Regions from separate parts of the Homo sapiens genome. Here all the other regions are linked to region 4. Evidence: chromatin contacts called from ENCODE Hi-C or POLR2A ChIA-PET data. All regions are on one chromosome and are shown on one strand. Each heading gives the region's core, a stretch centred on a gene start or an enhancer-like site at or near the end of the contact. The rest is flanking DNA. Distances are from core to core; before and after follow the strand shown.

Region 1 (2,700 bases), core at 148-2,647, 250 kb before region 4:
TGCCCCACAGTTCCCAGCTCCAGGCTTCTACGCCTCCAATCCCTTCTCCCACTGGAATTCAGCCGCCTCTTCTGGGCCCTCCAGTCTGAATTCGTCTTGAGCTCAGCGATCAGGGAGGGCTTTATTAAAGGATCTCCCTGAGACATTTTCTCTCCTGGCACTGGGGGCCTCCTCTCCAGCTCCCAGAGGCCCAGCCCACCTAGTCCTTCTACAGAGACTCAGGGGTCGGCCTGCCTGATTAATGAGGTTCCATGGCAACCAGGGCCTGGGAGGGTGGAGGGTGGCAGATGGAAGGACAGGCAGAGGGAGGGGATCAGCAGCTGGTCCAGCTGCCCCGCCCCTGCAGAGAAGGCCTCCCAGCCAGGAGGGCTGTCCCCAGAGGCCTGGCCGGCCAGGCCTGCACCTGGCAGTCAGCATCGAGGCAGGAAGGAGGGTCTCCTCAATGGCTCACCAACGGTTAGGCCCCAGGACTTTCCTCCGCCCCGCCTTCACTTCCCCTAGCAGCTGTGCTCACTACCGAGATGCAAATTCTGAGCTGAAGCCAGCAGGCCTCAGTTCAAATCCCAGCCCCACCACCTGCAGCCGTGTGACCAGGGGCAAGTCACTTTCCCTCTCTGGGCCTCAGTTCCTCCTCCGTCAGATGGGCACAGTGACAACACAGCTCACAGCGGGGTTGTGAGTTTTAGCTGGCTTGAAGTCGCCCAAAGGCCTGGCATGCAGTAAACGCCAGTTGAATACACGTGGGCTATTATTATCACTGAGTCCGACGCTGGGGAGGCTCCGGTGAGGAAGCTGAGGCGCAGAGCACAGAGCAGCAAACAGGGACCGGCCCGAGGTCACCCCGCACCCCAGGGCGGGGCCCGGAGGCCCAACCCCGGCTCTGCACCGCCCAGCCTGGGCGCCTCAGTCAACCCCTCCCCCGCCCCCTGCCGCCTCCAGGCCAAACACGGCGCCCTCCCGGGTCTGCGCGGGGGGCACAGGCGGCGCTGTCGGCGCGGCGTCCCTGGGGTCCGTACCGGCGGGCGGCCGAGCGCGGGCCGCGGCGCACTGGGTGTGGGCCGGGGCGCCTGCGGTGTGGCGAAGAGCAGCAGGTCAGGGTCGCAGGGGCCGGCGGCGGGCGCCGCGGGGCCGGTGGGAGCCGGCGGGGCGCTGGCGTCCTGCGCGGCGGAGATGATGACGATCTGCGAGGAGTCGAGCAGCCGCAGCGCGCCGGCCCCGAGCAGGGCCTCCAGCGCCGGCGCGCATGGGCCGCCCGCAGGGGCCCCGGCCAAGGCCATGACGCTCACGGCCCGCGCGGCCCGGGTGACAGGCGGCGGCGGCGGCGCGGGCCCATGGCGGCAGGCCTCGGCGAGGGCTCGATCCCGCTCCGCCCCCGGCCGCCGCTGCCTGCAAAGTCCCGGCCACTTTTACGCGCCAAATCCTTTTTGCCGCGAAAGAGCCACGAGCCGCCGAGCGCCGCCACAATTGGCTGCCCCGGCCGTGACGGGAACAACGGCGGCGGTTCCTATTGGCTTTAACGCGCCGGACCCGGCGGCGAGGGGCGGGATGGGGCGGCGGCGCGGGGCGGTACGGCCAATGGCGGGGCGGGGCGCGCGCAGGCTTTGTCCGGATGGTACCAGGCGCGGTGTGACTCCCCGCCCCCAGCCCGGGCGTCCCCTGCTGGAGGCGTGGGGACACCGGAACATAGGCCCCGCCCCGCCCCGACGCTCCCGCATCCCACTGACCTTTCTATAGTGCAGGTTCAGAACAGAGCCTCTCTTCTGCACGTGACCCTCAACCTGTAGCCCCCAACAGCCTCAGCTTAGATTTCCAGAGACTGTCCCCTCTTCTTTTCAGGATCATCAGTTCCACAGCCCAGCCATCAGCCACCTCTTCCATCCTCAACTTGCCTCACCCATGACATTATCCTAATCCTGCACCCAGCCCTATCCCGCTCACCCAGAGCCCAAGCTGAAGAGCGGTGCCTGGAAATGGCGAGGGGGACGTCGGGCTTTCCTGCAAGTCCCATTTTAGCCAAAATCTCCAACAGCCAACGTATAGCATCTGCTTGAACTCATTCATTCCCTCACTCATTCAACAAACGTTTGGAGAGCTTGCTCTGTGCCCCATCCTCAATTCGTGGCCCTAAGGAGCTCACAGTCCAGTAGACAGGGGAACAGAAAGGTAACAGACGTTTACAATACGATGAAGTGGCGTCTGGGCGCGGTGGCTCACCACCGGAATCCCTGTAATCAGCTGGCGGGGTGGATCGCATGAGCCCAGGAGTTCGAGACCAGCCTGATCAACATGGTGAAGACCCATCTCTACAAAAAATACAAAAATTAGCCAGGCATGGTGGCGTGTGCCCGTAGTCCCAGCTACTTGGGAGGCTGAGGTGGGAGGATTGCTTGAGCCCGAGAAGTCGAGGCTGCAGTGAGCTATGATCATGCCACTGCACACCAGCCTGGGCGACAGAGCGAGATCCTGTCTCTAAAACAAAAAAAGAAAACACATCACTTCTAGGGAGCCCTCCCAAGGATTTACTCACTTCCTCTATTGCCCACTGCTGCCTCTGCTCCAATGCTGACCACACACACTCCTTTTCTCCATCTGCCTCCCCTGCCAATCTAGGAGCTCAGTAGCGACTCCTCCCAACACTGGTCTGGCCCAGAGCAGGCGCTGAGAAAGGTTATGAAAGAAACAGAGGCTAAGCCAGAGGCT
Region 2 (2,700 bases), core at 55-2,554, 200 kb before region 4:
GAGTCTGTGGCACGATCTCGGCTCACTGCAACCTCTGACTCCCTGGTTCAAGCAATTCTCCTGCCTCAGCCTCCCAAGTAACTGGGATTACAGGCACGTGCCACCATGCCCAGATAATTTTTATATTTTTAGTAGAGACGGGGTTTCACTAGGTTGGCCAGGATGGTCTCGAACTCCTGACCTCGTGATCCGCCTGCCTCGGCCTCCCAAAGTGCTGGGATTACAGGCATGAGCCGCCGCGCCTGGCCTAATGTCGGTCTTTCTTCCCACCTCTAACTCCATGGGAAAGGACCACCATGTCTCTAGAGCTATTACGGGACTTGGTGCATAGCAGGCCGTTAATAAGCAGTTGATGGAGGATGAATGAAGATGAGAGGGGTCTGTGTGTGTAGGGGAAGTCCCAGTGAGGAGCACCTCTCATTCTGTGAGACCTGGATAGGACCCCTCGGAGGCTGGGCTAGGAGTGGCTGGGGTGGGTGTTGGGGGTTTATGTGACAGAAATGGGGTCCCAACAAGCAGGGATGGAGGGTGAAGAGATGGAGTTACTTAAGAGATAATGGGATCCCCAGCACGGAGACCCACGCCTGTAATCCCAGTGCTTTGGGAGGCCGAGACGTGAGGATCGCTGGAGGCCAGAAGTTGACACCAGCCTGGACAAAATAGTGAGACCCTGATCTCTACAAAAAAATAAAAATAAAAATTAGTAGGACATGGTGGCGTGTGCCGGTAGTCCCCGCTACTCTGGAGGCTGAGGCGGGCTCCCAACAGGCAGAGTTGAGCAGGGTAGTAGGGGCGGGAAGTCTCTAATAGGGGATGAGGGATGGGAATCTATGTTGTACAGCCTGGAGATCCCTGTGACAGTTGGGTGGTCTGGGTGAGATGGGATAGGGGTCATGGTTTGTTGCAGAGTCGGGGTATACTGTGCTCAGCGGAAATGGGGTCCGTGCAGCAGACCTGGAGGACTCACGTGCTGTGGGAATGGGGGATTCTGTGTCAGAGCTGGGGGGTCGGGTCCGGTGAGATGGGGATGCGGATTTAGATAATAGGGATGGGAAGTTCCGCGTGTGCGGCGGATATAAGGTCGGTGTAGACTTGGTCGTTCAAGTGAGGCGGGGTCCACACTCGGTGGCCCGGTGACTGGGTTATCGAGTGGAGCCAGGGCAGCCCAGAGATGCTGGGGTCCCGCGAGCCTAGGTTGGGTTTCCAGGGCTGGGGGCTCGGCGGCGGCTCCTGGGCGCCCCCTGGCGGCCCCGACTCAACCGCCACGGCTCCCACAATGCTCGCGTAGCCGGGCTTCGGTTCCTGTGGCGGCGACGGCGGCGGCTCCAAGATGGCGCAGGCGATCTTTGAGGCCCTGGAGGGTGAGCGGCGGCGGGGCCGGCGGAGGCGGCTGTTCCGCGCTGCGCCCCCTCCCGCCGCGCCCTCGCAGCGCCCGGCCTAGGGCGCGCAGCGGCCGCGGGGCGGAGGGCGCCGGGGCTGGAACAGCCGCGGGGCGGGAGGGGCGCGGGCGGGAACAGCGCGGGAGCCGAGGCCCGGCGGGGGAGCTCCGGGGCCGGAACAGCCGGGGAGAGCCAGGCCGGCGGGGAGGGGGCTCGGGTCCGGAACAGCGCCAGCCTGGGCGGCCTTGGGCGGGCGCGGGAGGGGCTCCCTGCAGGGAACTGCGCGGGAGGCGACGGCGGGGCGGTCTGGAACAGCCGCGGCCAGGGAGGCGGCTTGGCGGCGCGCGGGGCCCGGGACGGGGGTGCGGTCGCAGCTGCGGGCAGGAGGGCCTCGGCGGCCTGACCACGAAGAACTTCTGCGGAGCGGACTGTATGCCTCGTGCTAGGACGTAGTCTCAAAATCAGACCACAGCAGCAGAGGCGCCACCTGTGTGCACAGCCTGGACTCAGAGCTTAGGGACCCAAGCCAGCAAACACCTGGCGCCTGCAGTGCGCACCGTGGCCGGTGCAGTTTTACAAATTAAACTGACACCGTGGGTGCTGGCGCGGTGTGCCCGGCCGGGACGCGGTGTTCCCAGACCCAGGCCAGCAAACGCTGGGTGCCGACAGACTGTTCCGTGCTCTGCAAGAACCTGGGATGGGGTTGGTGCTCAGGCTCAAAACTGTGGGCTTTGGAGACAGCAAACACTGAGCACCTCCATGTGTGCATCTGCTGGGCGTCGGGGAGGAAGGGCAGCCTTAGCGACTCGGGGCCATGGCGCAGAATAGATATTGTGGGAAATACAGACCAAGAATGGTCTTGGAGGAGTGGGATGAGATGAGTATACAGATAGGGTGCAAACTCGAAGTACTGGACTGGCGGGATGAAGCTGAAGCTTTGAGTCCTGCAGCTTCCTAGGAGATCTCAGCCACTCCCTGCACTTTTTAATTTTTTGAGACGGAGTCTCACTCTGTCGCCCAGGCTGGAGTGCAGTGGCGCGATCTCGGCTCACTGCAACCTCCCCCTCCCAGGTTTGAGCGATTCTCGTGCCTCCGCCTCCTGAGTAGCTGGGACTATAGGCGTGCACCACCACACCCGGCTAATTTCCTTTTTTTTTTTTTTTTTTGAGACAGAGTCTTGCTCTGTTGCCCAGGCTGGAGTGCAGTGGAGCGATCTCGGCTCACTGCAACCTCCGCTTCCCGGGGTTCACGCCATTCTTCTGCTTCTTCTGCCTCAGCCTCGAGAGCAGCTGAGACTACAGGCATCCGCCACCACGCCCGG
Region 3 (2,700 bases), core at 197-2,696, 150 kb after region 4:
GCCATTGCCTGAGTATTAGCTGCCCCAGGGGGATCACGGTCCCCATATATTTGCTTGCCATGGACCCTGGGCAGCAGGGAGAGAGTAGAGATTTGTCAAGAGCCCATGGTGGAGGCTGAGGCCCTGAGGCCATGAGATGCAGGCATGGGGTGAGAAACAGGCCCCTTGGAATTGGGCTGGGCCTTGGCCCAGCTTAGTCAAATCAAAAGGCTTCTATTTGGAGAGCTGAAGAGGGTGTACAGAGGAAGGGGCTAGGTCTGCAAGGAGTGCCTCATCTCCCTGAAGAGCTCTCAGTGGAACATACTTCACCCATCCATGTACCCACATCTTTCCTTGCCCAGAAGGCGAGAGCCAGCTATAACAGACCCATTTCAATACCCTGGCAAGTCATTACTGCCCTTAGCTCTTGGTGTCCCCATCTGTGAAACATGGGGGACAGCTGCTAGCCTGGATTGGAACTTGGGCAAAGTCCAAAGAATGGGATTTAGAGCTGAATGAACCTCACACTGAGGGCACAATAGCACTAGGCACTGCCCCCAGAGCCTAGTGCTATATGCCTGCTGCAGGTCCTACCCAAGCATGCTTTACTGAGGAACTCAACGTTTCAGAGCTTGAGGGTCAGGTTGATCATGGGCTTGTGACCATAGGCTTCCTTAGTATGCCAGGCTTGGAGAACCGTGAGAAAAGCAGGGAAGATACCTTCAAGGGTAGCAGGCATCAGCTCTACTCACCTTGGCCCATAAGGCTTTGCCTGGTCATGCTGGCACCGGGTCATATGCTGGACAGGGAGAACGAGAGTCCCATCCTGGAACTCCAGAAAAGCCCCTGGATGCTCCAGCCCCTGGGAAAGCACACAGCCAGGCCCTTGGGTGGGAGGTTGGCTTCTAACAGTGCATACACATGCCCTTCCTCTGAGTCGGGGCAGCAAAAACATCCATTCCGCTGCGCAACAGTTGTCATTTTTCTAACATCTGAAAACTCCAGAAGGAGATGGTGATAAATGTGGTACCGGATTCTGCCTAAAGGATCAGTCTTTAGATGTTTTCAGATTGAAAGCCTCATTTGTGATCCTCACAGCCATCTTGAAAGAATAGAGCAGCCAGTGGGTATACTGGATTGTGAGCTAAGAGGCCTGGGACTTTCCCCCTGTTGCTGCCAGCCAGGTTGATGACCCTGGGCAAGTCTTTTTCCTTACCAGGTCTCAGTTTCCTCAGCTGTAAAATGAGAGGTTGATCTGGATCAGGGATAGTAAATGGGCCTTTGTTCAGTTACTGACTGTTGTATAACAAACCACCCCCAAATTTAGTAGCCTTAATAAACATTTATTAGCTCCTGAGTGAGTGGCTTGGCAGTTTGGGCTGTGTTCAGTGTGGTGGTTCTTATCTCATCTGGGCCCTCGTGTGGCTGAAGTGAGCTGGCAGATCAGCTGGGGACTGGCTGGTCTCAGATGGCCTCGCCCGCCTGTCAGGTGGTTGGCTGGGCAACTGGGCCACACGTTCCAGCATCTAGCAGGCTGACCCAGGATTCTAGACATCATGGCTGAGTTCCAAAAACCGCAAGAGAAGACAAGCCCAGTATGCGAGTGCTCTTGAGGATATTGCTATGACGTATCTTTTGGCCAAAGTAAGTCACATGGCTAAGCCCAAATTCTTCTTAACAGGAGGAGCTTCAAAATATGGCCATATTTAAAAAATCTACCTCAGGACTCATTTCACTTGCCAACTCAGAACTTTTAGTAGCAGCTGCCTGGAGTGCCTTTTGAGGATCTGCAGCAATTTTCAGACTGTTTGGAAATACTGACATGATAGTTTGGCAGTTTCTCTTATGAGCATGGAATTCAAGTGTGGGCACGTGAGCGTCAGGTATTTGCCATCCCTGGCCAGGTTGACCCGTAAGGTCATAACCTGCCCCATAGGATGTTATATGCAGTAGGCCTGTCTGACAAGACCACAGAAATAGAGAAGGCAAAGCAGAGCAAAAGATTCTGAGCCAGGCATCCTTGGTTTTCATCCCAACCAGATCATTGATTGATTGAGGTTTTAGGCAAATCAAAATCCCTCCACCAGTAGCCAGATTCTTCATAATAAACTTCCTCCATAACAGTAAACCATTTCCTGAACACCTGCTGTTAAAAAGCACATTTTACATTTACTTAATCTCCACAACCACCCTCAGTAGGTGTAGTAAGGACTTCTGGTTACAAGTTACAGAAACTGAATTCAGTCCTGCTTAGTGGGAGGAAGTTTATTGGCTCACAAATTGTAAAGTCCAGGGATCTTCAGACATGGGGACTTGGGTTCAAAAGCTGCCATCGAGAATCCGGTTAGCCAGGCATGGTGACACGTGCCTGTAGTCCCCGCTACTTGGGGGACTACAGTGGGAGATCATTTGCACCTAGGAGGTTAATGCTGCGGTGAGCCATGATCCTGCCGCTGCACTCCAGCCTGGGTGACAAAGCGAGACCCCAACTCAAGGGGAAAAAATCTGGTTTTCGGGCAGGTTCCAAGAAGTGGTAGAGCATGGCCATAGGGCCTGTGAGAATAGAGGGACAGAGGGGAGAATCCCCAAAAGGAGAGCAAGGCTTGGCTAACAAAAACAGGCATCCACTGTGTGGTTATGTCTATTCTATAGATTTTGTAGATGAGGTTTAAAAGCATGGCCCCAAGTAAAGGTGGCATCTCTATCCTATCCTCGCCTTTA
Region 4 (2,700 bases), core at 123-2,622:
CATGTAATGTAAAATAGCAATTAATCTCCATCATGAAGGGTAAGAAAAATTAACAAACCGCTGTTCAAATATTTATTAGGAGGAGAGACTGGACAGATATTCTTAGTCTATTACTGGGGGCAATTGAAATACAAGGAAACTGGGCTGGGCGCGGTGGCTCACGCCTATAGTCCTAGCACTTTGGGAGGCCGAGGCGGGTGGATTACCTGAGGTTGGGAGTTTAACACCAGCCTGACCAACATGGAGAAACCCCATCTCTACTAAAAATTCAAAATCAGCTGGGTGTGGTGGTGCATGCCTATAATCCCAGCTACTTTGGGAGGCTGAGGCAGGAGAATCGCTTGAACTCGGGAGGCAGAGGTTATGGTGAGCCGAGATCCTGCCATTGCACCCAAGCCTGGACAACAAGAGCAAAACTCTGTCTCAAAAAAAAAAAAAAAAACCAAGGAAACTGTCTGGTCCGTAACTGGGCATGGGGATGGGGTGGGCTTAGAAATGATTCCAGTAGGTGAGGGGTTCAGTGCCAGCCCAGGTGGGTGGGGAGGGGTGAGACCTGTGGTCTCTTTGACATATTAGAGTGGTGGGCAACTTCTGGATGCTTCTTCTCACCTCTTCTTGCTGAAATCAGGTTATGGTTGTTCAGCCTGACATGATGGCCATCTTCGACACAGGCAGGAGGATTCTGGCCCCTGCTCCAGCCAGAGGTTTAGCCCTGAACCCCAGCCTTGACCCCTCCTACCGTTGTCCTGCCTCTATGTTCCCTTCATCTACCTCCTCTTTTTGATGGCCTTGGCAATTCTTTTTTGTTTTTTTTTGAGATTGGAGTCTCATTCTGTAGCCCAGGCTGGAGTGCAGTGGTGCAACCTTGGCTCACTGCAACCTCGGCTCACTGCAACCTCCACCTCCCGGGTTCAAGTGATTCTCCTGCATCAGCTAGAGAATCGAGTAGCTGGGATTACAGGCACCCACCACCACGCCCAGCTAATTTTTTTTTTTTTTTTTTTTTTGTATTTATAGTAGAGATGGGGTTTCACCGTGTTGGCCAGGCTTGTCTCAAACTCCTGACTTCAAGTGATCCGCCCACCTCGGCCTCCCAAAGTGCTAGGATTACAGTTGTTAGCCACTGCAATTGGCCTAGGCAATTCTTAACAACTCTGGATTTTTCCCTACAAATGCTGAGCCACTCCCACAGGATTACCAACCACCTGTCCTCCTCCTACCAATACCCCACCTAAGACCTAGATAAAGGTGATGATAAAGGCTGGCACCTGGAAAACAAGGGTTCAGGCTTCCTTTCCCAGCTGAGGGAGATGCCTCCAAAGATGGCCGCCAACAACGCCTCCTGTCCCTGGACACGCAGGCTCCTGTCAAGAGGTGGCACTATTTCTCCTCCCTAGAATTTGGGCTGGCCTTGTGACCTGCTTTCACTTGTGCCGGTTCCATGCCTGGCTTGTAAGAGGCCTAGCAGCTTCTGTTCTCTTGGAGCCCTGAGCCACTGAGAAAGAAATCCAACTAACCTTCTGGAGACAGGCCCAGCCAGGGCCCAGCCGGTCCAACTACTCCTTGACAACCAAGGCTGCCACAAAGACAGGATAGAGGAAGGAACACAGAGGCAGGGCAATGGGAGGAGCCATTTAAGGCTGAGGTTCAGGGATGAGCCCCTGGATAGGGAAGGGGCCAGAACCTTTCTATGTGTGTCTTGAATGTTCCAGCTCCAGCTGAATGTGGGAGTGATCCCCAAAAATACCTTGTGGAGCAGAACTTCCCGTCTGCGTCTGGACATCCCTTAGAACCATAAGAAATAACTGTAATGAAGGCCAGGCCCGGTGGCTCACACCTGTAATCCCAGCACTTTGGGAGGCTCAGGTGGATAACCTGAGGTCGAGAGGTTGAGACCAGCCAGACCAACACCGAGAAACCCAGTCTCTACTAAAAATACAAAATTAGCCAGGTGTGGTGGCGCATGCCTCCCAGCTACTTGGGAGCCTGAAGCAGGAGAATTGCTTGAACCTGGGAGGCGGAGGTTGCGGTGAGCTGAGATTGAGCCATTGCCCTCCAGCCTGGGCAACAAGAGTGAAACTCTGTCCCAAAAAGAAAGGAAGGAAGGAAGGAAGGGAGGGAGGGAGGGTGGACTGTAATGGTTAATACTGAGTGTCAACTTGATTGGATTGAAGGATACAAAGTATTGATCCTGGGTGTGCCTGTGAGGGTGTTACCAAAGGAGATTAACATTTGAGTCAGTGGGCTGGAAAAGGCAGACCCACCCTCAATCTGGGTGGATAGCATCTAATCAGCTGCCAGCATGGCTAGAATATAAAGCAGGCAGAAAAAAGTGAAAAGGTGAGATGGGCCTAGCGTCCCAGCCTACATCTTTCTCCTCTGCTGGATGCTTCCTGCCCTTGAGCATCCAAGTTCTTCAGTTTTGGGACTCAGACTGGCTCTCTGCTCCTCAGCTTACAGACGGCCTATCGTGGGACCTTGTGATTATGTGAGTTAATACTTAATAAACTCTCCTTTATATATATATATATATACATATATATATCCTATTTGTTCTGACCCTCTAGAGAACCGTGACTAATACAATAAACATCATCATTTTAAGCCACTGAGATTTGGAGTGGAGTAGCGTATTAAATAGCAATAGGTAACTGAGACTCCAGCCCAGCTAGGACCAGTCTGGCACCCCCCTGCCATTTT
Region 5 (2,700 bases), core at 196-2,695, 140 kb before region 4:
CCGTGTTCCTCATCTGTACAATGGGGCTTACGATACTACTACCTCATAGGGTTGTCCTGGGGATCCAGTATGATGAAGTGCGCCAGGGGCTTGGCATGGTGCCCGGCACGCAGAAAGTGCTCAATAAATGTTTTTGTCATAACGTGTCCGGGTGGCCTGGGCCAAGCTGTGGCAGTTTCCTTCTTTGCCCCTAGGTGGCAGCACTCCCCCTCTGAAGCTTGTGGTGGCTGAGGGGTCCCAGGCCCCTCACACAGGGAGCCCTGGAGAGATGATAAGGGAAGCAAGGCTGGGCACGGCAGCTCATGCCTGTAATCCCAGCACTTTGGGAGGCCAAGGTGGGCTGATCACCTGAGATCAGGAGTTTGAGACCAGTCTGGCCAACATGGCAAAACCTCGTCTCTAGTAAAAATACAAAAATTAACCGGGTGTGGTGGTGCACACCTGTATTCCCAGCTACTTGGGAGGCTGAGGCGGGAGAATCACTTGAACCCAGGAGACAGAGGTTGCAGTGAGCTGAGATCGTGCCACTGCACTCCAGTGTGGGAGACAGAGTGAGACCCTGTCTCAAAAAAAAAAAAAAAAAATTAGCTGGGCATGGTGGTGGGTGCCTGCAGTCCCAGATATGCTGGAGGCTAATGTGGGAGGATCACTTGAGCCCAGGAGGTTGAGGCTGCAGTGAGCTGAGATTGTGCCACTGCATTCCAGCCTGGGCAACTGAGCAAGACCCTGTCTCAAAGATTTAAAAAAAAAGAAAAGAAACGAAAAAAAAGAAAGGAAATTGGGAACACCCATCCACAGAAAACAGTCCAGGACAACACCCCATGGGGGTCGGGGTTTGTACTCACTTGTGGGAATTCAGGATAGTTAGCCACCTCCAAATCCGTTGTAAACAAGATCAGAAATCCCTCTCGTGTCGGCATCTGGAGGCCATCAATGTCACCGCGTCCAGTGCTTCCTCCTACCTCTCAGCTGGTCCCGGTGGGAGGTGGACCGGGCTCATGAGGAGGCGGGAAGGAGAAAAGGGCCTTGACTAGTGTTTTCCTGTTTATCTTCACAGCCACCCTTCTGGGCTGTTGGACTCCATTTGATGACTGAATTGTTTTGAAGGCTGGCAGGTCCCTCAGGCATCTGTGTTGGATCTCAGGGCTGGAACTCAGAGCCAGGCCCAGCTTCCCACATCCTCAGGAAGGGTGTGACGCGGCAGGAGGGACAGAGTTGATGGGGGTGAGGTGTGTAAGTGTACCGGCCTGCACAAAGGCCCGAGGGGGACTGGTGGGGACAGGAAGTCAGAGGGGATGCCCCTGGAGCTGGGCCTTGGCCCGGGGTGCTTTGATGGGTGGATGGATAGGGGAAGGTGTGCTGGGTGAGAGCAGGGCGCGTGCAAACACCTTGGGGTGGGACAGTGCCAGGCCTGCTATGTTCTGGGGCCGGCGGATGTTCCAGGGTGACCAGAGGTCTCAGAGGAGTAGGTGGATAATGATCATGGCTGTTGCTTCACCTTCTCCACACGAGGGACACTGTGCCAGGCTATTTACAGTCACGTCGCCTCAGCCTGTCATGTGAGTGCTGTTACTTTCTGTATTTTACAGCTGAGAAAACCCAGGCCCAGAGGGGTAAACTTCCTTACCCAAGCTCACACAGCCAGGAAAGCTGCAGAGCTGGGACTCAAGCCACGGCAGCCTGCCTCCATGGGTTCTTAGCCACTTTCCACGATTGAAGTGTGGGTTGATGAATCAGAGAGGGCCTTAGATGTGGGTTAAGGAATCTGGACTTTATTCTCCACATAATGAAGGGGAGTCATGGGAGACAGTGAACATTTTTAAAAGTTGTAACAATGGCATTGAAAGAAATGTGAAGAACGACATCTTCAGCCGGGTGTGGTGGCTCACTCCTATAATCCCAGCACTTTGGGAGGCCGAGGCGGGTGGATCACCCGATGTCAGGAGTTTGAGACTATCCTGGCCAACATGGTGAAACCCCATCTCTACTAATAATACAAAAAAATTAGCTGGGCGTGGTGGCACATGCCAGTAATCTCAGCTACTTGGGAGGCTGAGGCAGGAGAATCGCTTGAACCCGGGAGGCAGAGTTTGCAGTGAGCTGAGATCCCGTGACATTGCACTCCAATCTGGGTGACAAGAGTGAAACTCCATCTCAAAAAAAGAAAAAAAAATGACATCTTCTTCCTAATATAACTATTTAAGTGGTTTTTCTATAGCTTCTTCCTGTCAGTGCACACAGGCATACACGTCTACTGGTAATCACGAGAACTAACATTTATTAGTTATCGAATGAATGCCTGGCACCATCCCCAGCACCTCAATGTAGGCACTACTTTTAAGCCCATTTTGCAGCTGAGATGAGGCAACAGGCACATTAAGGTTAAGCAGCCCAAAGTCACACAGGAGGGAAGTAGCAGAGCCAAGCCACAGATAAGGACATACCAAGATCAGCTATAATGTTTAACAGAAAGTTGGTGACAAATCCCAGCACTTTGAGAGGCCGAGGCAGGCAGATCACGAGGACAGGATATCAAGACCATCCTGGCTAACATGGTGAAACCCTGTCTCTACTAAAAATACAAAAAATTAGCCAGATGTGGTGGCCCTGGAGCTGGTCCCAGCTACTTGGGAGGCTGAGGCAGGAGAATCGCTTGAACCTGGGAGGCGGAGGTTGCAGTGAGCCGAGATCATGCCACTG

The links. Hi-C counts contacts between places; a loop is a spot of excess contacts on that map. ChIA-PET counts read pairs that join two places held with the same protein, here RNA polymerase II (POLR2A). Pooled maps may share reads with other maps.
Region 1: a loop to region 4 is called in a pooled map, with 2.3 times the contacts of the local background. The contact joins the promoter of E2F1 here to the enhancer-like site in region 4. A Hi-C loop is called at or near these places in 1 of 50 pooled maps. POLR2A ChIA-PET finds 5 or more read pairs at or near these places in 3 of 52 experiments (A673, OCI-LY7 and activated T-cell).
Region 2: a pooled map shows a loop between it and region 4 (3-fold over the local background). The contact joins the promoter of ZNF341 here to the enhancer-like site in region 4. A Hi-C loop is called at or near these places in 2 of 50 pooled maps. POLR2A ChIA-PET finds 5 or more read pairs at or near these places in 2 of 52 experiments (MCF 10A and RWPE1).
Region 3: a loop to region 4 is called in a pooled map, with 8 times the contacts of the local background. The contact joins two enhancer-like sites. A Hi-C loop is called at or near these places in 35 of 168 maps with a recorded cell type or tissue (A673, CD4-positive, alpha-beta T cell, CD8-positive, alpha-beta T cell and 26 more), 10 of 37 single-sample maps with no recorded cell type and 19 of 50 pooled maps. POLR2A ChIA-PET finds 5 or more read pairs at or near these places in 5 of 52 experiments (AG04450, CD8-positive, alpha-beta memory T cell, activated CD4-positive, alpha-beta T cell and 2 more).
Region 5: a loop to region 4 is called in a pooled map, with 5 times the contacts of the local background. The contact joins two enhancer-like sites. A Hi-C loop is called at or near these places in 1 of 168 maps with a recorded cell type or tissue (K562) and 5 of 50 pooled maps. POLR2A ChIA-PET finds 5 or more read pairs at or near these places in 4 of 52 experiments (Caco-2, GM12878, activated naive CD8-positive, alpha-beta T cell and 1 more).

The regions. Positions count from the first base shown.
Region 1 is chr20:33,684,988-33,687,687 of GRCh38, forward strand. E2F1 (E2F transcription factor 1) reads right to left here and starts at 1,398. Exons shown (of 7, transcript NM_005225.3): 1 at 1,017-1,398. The coding sequence starts at 1,277. RefSeq lists silencers at 768-1,127, 1,238-1,737.
Region 2 is chr20:33,730,692-33,733,391 of GRCh38, forward strand. It overlaps ZNF341 (zinc finger protein 341), which reads left to right and starts at 1,305. Exons shown (of 15, transcript NM_001282933.2): 1 at 1,305-1,361. The coding sequence starts at 1,331. It overlaps LOC124904890 (a long non-coding RNA gene), which reads right to left and starts at 1,292. Exons shown (of 2, transcript XR_007067569.1): 1 at 955-1,292. RefSeq lists enhancers at 876-935, 946-1,005, 2,674-2,700 and a silencer at 1,116-1,825.
Region 3 is chr20:34,081,850-34,084,549 of GRCh38, forward strand. It overlaps RALY (RALY heterogeneous nuclear ribonucleoprotein), which reads left to right. Exons shown (of 10, transcript NM_016732.3): 10 at 1-2,700. Among named protein-coding and RNA genes, the nearest start is that of EIF2S2, 29 kb to the right of the region's middle. Within about 2 kb of position 1,447, at least 20 of the 41 ENCODE cell types and tissues checked have a DNase peak (open chromatin) inside an H3K27ac peak, as active enhancers do; they include ascending aorta, dorsolateral prefrontal cortex, thyroid gland and 1 more, where a contact is called at or near this core.
Region 4 is chr20:33,932,244-33,934,943 of GRCh38, forward strand. No RefSeq gene overlaps it. Among named protein-coding and RNA genes, the nearest start is that of RALY, 60 kb to the right of the region's middle. RefSeq lists an enhancer at 955-1,455. Within about 2 kb of position 1,373, at least 7 of the 41 ENCODE cell types and tissues checked have a DNase peak (open chromatin) inside an H3K27ac peak, as active enhancers do; they include ascending aorta, dorsolateral prefrontal cortex, thyroid gland and 1 more, where a contact is called at or near this core.
Region 5 is chr20:33,792,124-33,794,823 of GRCh38, forward strand. All of the region lies in intron 3 of ZNF341-AS1 (ZNF341 antisense RNA 1), which reads right to left. It overlaps ZNF341 (zinc finger protein 341), which reads left to right. Exons shown (of 15, transcript NM_001282933.2): 15 at 1-146. Among named protein-coding and RNA genes, the nearest start is that of ZNF341-AS1, 18 kb to the right of the region's middle. RefSeq lists an enhancer at 20-314. Within about 2 kb of position 1,446, at least 14 of the 41 ENCODE cell types and tissues checked have a DNase peak (open chromatin) inside an H3K27ac peak, as active enhancers do.